2 separate regions of the Homo sapiens genome follow, and region 2 is linked to region 1. Evidence: read pairs that join two places in POLR2A ChIA-PET (ENCODE). Cell type or tissue: A673. All regions are shown on one strand.

What was found. ChIA-PET counts read pairs that join two places held together with the same protein. Peaks named below come from ENCODE experiments on the same cell type or tissue, not always from the same donor. Only the 100,000 strongest peaks of a DNase experiment are listed, where the experiment ranks them.
Region 2: POLR2A ChIA-PET joins it to region 1 with 12 read pairs; 2 of 35 experiments call an interaction of 5 or more read pairs at or near these places.

Annotation. Positions count from the first base shown.
Region 1 is chr1:176,693,772-176,696,271 of GRCh38, forward strand. PAPPA2 (pappalysin 2) reads left to right here. Exons shown (of 23, transcript NM_020318.3): 7 at 1,967-2,088. Among named protein-coding and RNA genes, the nearest start is that of PAPPA2, 230 kb to the left of the region's middle. In A673, no CTCF peak of the experiment used is centred here; no DNase peak of the experiment used is centred here.
Region 2 is chr1:178,047,518-178,050,017 of GRCh38, forward strand. No RefSeq gene overlaps it. Among named protein-coding and RNA genes, the nearest start is that of CRYZL2P-SEC16B, 11 kb to the left of the region's middle. RefSeq lists a silencer at 2,402-2,500. In A673, no CTCF peak of the experiment used is centred here; a DNase peak (open chromatin) is centred at 1,214.

The DNA.
Region 1 (2,500 bases):
ATCTGTGTGATGTGTGTGAGAATCATCTTCCTGCAAGTGTGACCTTGTGCAGCTTTGGTCGAACTGCCTGAACAGCAAGTCCTCTGTGGGTGTGTGCAAACCAGAGTTTTACATCCGTTTATGTAACACATGTAAACAATTTAATCTTTGAATTCTCTCTCTGGTACAAACGTTACGATAAAGCAGACATCAGTACGGGCGTGCTGAGAGTCTGTTGGCAGAAAAACCTGCAGTTTGCTTCCTTTTCTCAGCTAGGTGGACTGCAGTTTTGAGACCTCCCAACATGTGTGTCAGGGGGACTCACGTCACATGGCCAGCAATTTGTGTCATGCTTGGAGTTGTGTTTACTCCACCCCAGCAGGTATTTGGAACCCTTATGTCAGAGAAGAGCCCCAGCTACGCACTTAGCAGCAGCCACGGAAGGGCCAAGTGCATCAGAGGAATGAGCTTTGGAGTTTTGTTCATGTTAGAAGTGAGTGCTGATTGGAGTCAGAGGTTGGATCTTAACTACACCTTTTAGTTTCCAAAGTACTGGACGCTCAATGGTGTTTGGGAACTTGCTCAAAGGAATTAAGGAACTTGTTGTGACCTTAGGCAATTTACTTAACCTCTCTGAGCCTGAGTTTTCTCATTTGTAAACATAAGGTTATTACAGGAATTAGAAATCATTTATGAAAAGCACGACACAGCGGCACAATGCCAGTTATGTGAGGTACTTCAGAAATGGGAGCAGCTGTCATAATCACTACCTTTATTTTATAATACTATTTTTCTGGCATATTACAAGATGTTATTGAGACCCTGACTTGATGCCTCCGTTTTCAGATGCGTCATTCACAAGTGGGCTTCTAAAAAGATTCTAAGCATCAGAGGCAAGCCCCTTGAAGTGACTTACCATTATTATGTAGCTATTATTGTGTCTACCTCTTCCAGTTACCTCAGTTATAGTACTTGTAGAACTTTCATAAACTGTATTAATCACGTCATGGATATCCATAAAACAAGCATTCACAGAGGGACTGCTGGGTCCAATCCTGTTGGAAATATAAATCAGAATAGAGCTTGGTCTGGACTGGCTCACAGGCAAAAGAGAGGAAAGAATGTGAATGGAAATTCTCAACACCGCATAGCAGAGCCCTAAGAGAGGATCCAGCAGGTGCAGTGGGTGCACAGAGAAGGGAGTACTGGTCACTCAGAGGAGAGAGGCTAAGTGCTACTGCAGAGTTTACATTTGAATGGTTCTTGATGGGTAAGTAGGAGTTTGCTAAACAGAGAAGCTTGGAAAGGCTGTTTGGCAGCAGAGAGAACAGCTCAAAGGCATGATGTATTTGTGGAATGGTGATCTGTTCATTGCGCTGGAAATATAAATCTCAGAAAGGAACTGCAGTAGGTGAGGCTGGAGCTAGCTTGTGAAGGGCCTTGAGACGTGATAAATAATTTGGATATATCTCCAAGGGCAATGGTGAGCCAAGAGACATTACATTTCACCTGACTTTTATTTTATGTAAGTGATTTAAAGTAGGGAGCTTAAAACATAAGGACACATATGGCTAATAAGTTTATGTGGGAAATTATTGCCTGTTTTAGTGGGGAAATTCAAGGAGCCTTTGAATGACTTGAGAGTCAATGTAGAAGGGAGTTTTATGTTGAAAGATTCAGATTTTAATTGTTTGTTGTTTACTGTTCCTAGGACAGAAAATGCCCACTTTCATCTCCACAGGCCTCTTTTATGACTTAGTTAATTTTTTCTGCTTCATGATCTTGAAATTTTCATGTCACTGAATTTTGCAAAGATGAGGTCCACACAAGAAAAAACGATTGAGATACAGTTGTTCTTAGTTACTCTCTAGGTCCTTACTAACCATCAACCCCTGCCCTCCCCACACAAAGGTCTTTCTAATTTTCTTATCCCAACTCATCTGATGGACTCTCCTCATCTCCCATCTCCATCCCTTTATCTCCCCAGGGCCTCAGGCAGCTTGTGTGGCGCTTGCACTGAAGATGGGACCTTTCGTCAGTATGTGCACACAGCTTCCTCCCGGCGGGTGTGTGACTCCTCAGGTTATTGGACCCCAGAGGAGGCTGTGGGTAAAGTACCATGACATTTTTTCTTTATACCCTGGTGACCACTGAGGATGGGGGTGGAGGTAAAGAGTGGAGTAGTGACATGGTGACAAAAAGGCAATGTATGTGTATGTGTGTGTGTGTGTGTGTGTGTGTGTGTGTGTGTGTGTGTTTTGCTGGATATCTTTTGGAGCTGCCTGGTGCCGCTGTGTGCAGAATGTTCCATATGTGCCTAACATGGAGGCCCCATGGCTGTGGTAAAGCAGAGACCAGCATATAGGACAGAAGGATGGAGAAGTCAGCTGAACTCAGGGTGTGACTTCAGGGTGAGATAGCTGGGAGGTGTAGTGTTACGTGTGCCTACTGGTCCTTGGAGTAGCCGTGCCATGTGACAGTGTAAGCTGACCTCTTACTCCTCTGCATCAGGAAACACACC
Region 2 (2,500 bases), 1.4 Mb after region 1:
AGATATAAATTCTCTTCTGCCACAATGATGTCCTTCAAAATTCCTAAGGTGGGTAGGAGTAGTTTGCTTTTTCACTGCATTCCCCTAGGAATGCTCTTTCTGATTGTTGCAATTGGTGTTAACTTTTATCAACTTCAGAAATGTACTTTGGCCATTAATATATAATGTATATTGACCTACTCTATTCCAGGAAATGTATAAGATTTCTACATAAGTTATTTGCTCCAAAAGTCATGGAATCATAGAATTTCGGAGCTGGAATGGGTCTTCGAGATAATCTAATCAAACCACTTTATTTACAAGTAAAAAAACCTGAGGTTAGGGGAGAGACTGGCCCAAGGTCACACTGCTGATTAGTGACAGGAGTAGCATTGGGATCTGGCTTTCCTGACTTCCTGTTCACTGCTCTTAATACCATGCTGTTTAGATCTCACTCCTCAGCAGTATCCATAATAGTGATAATATTTCACATTTTTATAGTGCTTCATAGGTTTCAAATCACTGTCACCCAAATTTGTTCACCCTGCTAACCATGAGAGTAATAATAATCATCACAAGTAGCACTGGCTGGGCATGGTGACTCACACCTATAATTCCAGCACTTTGGGAGGCCATGGCAGGAGGATCACTTGAGGCCAGGAGTTTGAGACCAGCCTGGGCAACATAGTGAGACCCCCCACCTCTATGAAAAAAAAAAATAGAAAAATTAGTGCCAGACATGGTGACATGCGCCTGAAGTCCCAGCTACTAGAAAGGCTGAGGAGAGGGAATCGCTTGAGCCTAGGAGTTCAAGGTTGCAGTGAGCCATGATTGTGCCCCTGCACTCCAGCCTGGGCAACAGAGAGAGACCCTGTCTCTAACAAAAATAAACAAGTAGGTAAATATGTAAATAAACAGTAGCACTTACTGGTTTTTTCTAACAAACCAGTCACTAAGTGCTTTTGCATGATTTCATTAATCCACCCAATAGTTCTATGACTAAGATACTATTATTTTTGCTCTTTTATAGATCAGGAATGTAGGCTTAAGGAAGCCAAGTAACTTGCCCAAGGCCACATAGCTGGGAAATGGAGCAGTTTAGAATCATCCTAATTGCCTGGTACCAGAGCCCCTACAACAGTATCCGGCTGCCTACTGTGCTTTCCCTGACAAATACCCCCAAGAGCAGACAAAGAAGGTATTATACAATATATTTTAAAGCAATGCTTTGCTTGCAGTTTTAAGCCTCATTTTATAGGAATTTTACAGTCATTCAAGCCTAGAAAATAGATTAATTCCCTGGAGGAGAGAATACAGAAAGCAGCCTCCAGGGATGCCTGTAGTTAAGGGACAAGAGCAGGAAGAGAAGCTAACACATAATTAGGGGTTGCTGCACTATTCCATATAGCCATAAGCTTGAAAATACACTTATTTCATTTAAATGTAAAGTATATTGTGCAAGATTAAAACTGTGATTATGTAAAGTTGTTTTCATATTCACACACTCACAAATATGATTTCAATGAAACAATGTGCTGACAGGGTTGCCTGGTTACCAGTCATCACTTAAGCAGGTACCAGCAGGCATTTGGGCTGCATTCCTGGCACCCAGATGGGCCAACTTGGAAGCAGTAGTGACCTGGGCAATGGCTGTTGTGGCCCTTAAAACCAACCACCAGGATTAGATGCAGGGAACTGTCTTCCACCTTGAACCATCATTATTAATTCAGTTGACAAATTCCCAAGCATTCTGGCAACCTTATGAAGCTCTTCCATCTCCCACCTCCCCCAAAGGGAACAAATTATTCCCTTCCATATGTCACTCCAAAGAACTTTGTACCAACCTGTAGTAGCTTGCTAATCTCAATGTTCAGGTGGTATTTATCTATTTACCCCCACAGCTAAGCTGTGAGCATTGTAGATAATTCCAACGACAGCATAGCGAAGTGAAAATTTGGGCTTTGGATTAAGATGTAACTATGTTTAATTCCTGGGTTAGCTACTTACTCACTGTGACCTTGTTAAAGTTATCTAACTTCTCTGAGCCTCCATTTCCACATCTTTAAAAGAGGCATAATAAGCCAGGCACAGTGGCTCATGCCTGTCATCCCAGCACTTTGGGAGGCCAAGGCAGGTGGATCACGTGGTCAGGAGTTCAAGACCAGCCCTACCAACATGGTAAAACCCCATCTCTACTAAAAATAAAAAATTAGCTGGGCATGGTAGTGCGTGCCTGTAAACCCAACTACTTAGGAGGCTGAGGCAGGATAATTGCTTGAACCCAGGAGGCAGAGGTTGCAGTGAGCTGATAACAGGCCACTGCACTCCAGCCTGGGTGACAGTGAGACTCCATCTCACAAAAAAAAAAAAAAAAAAAAAAAAAAAAAGAGGCATAATAGGCTGGGAGCCGTGGCTCACGCCTGTAATCCCAGCACTTTGGGAGGCCGAGGCAGGCGGATCGCCTGAGGTCGGGAGTTCGAGACCAGCTTGACCAACATGGAGAAAACCTGTCTCTACTAAA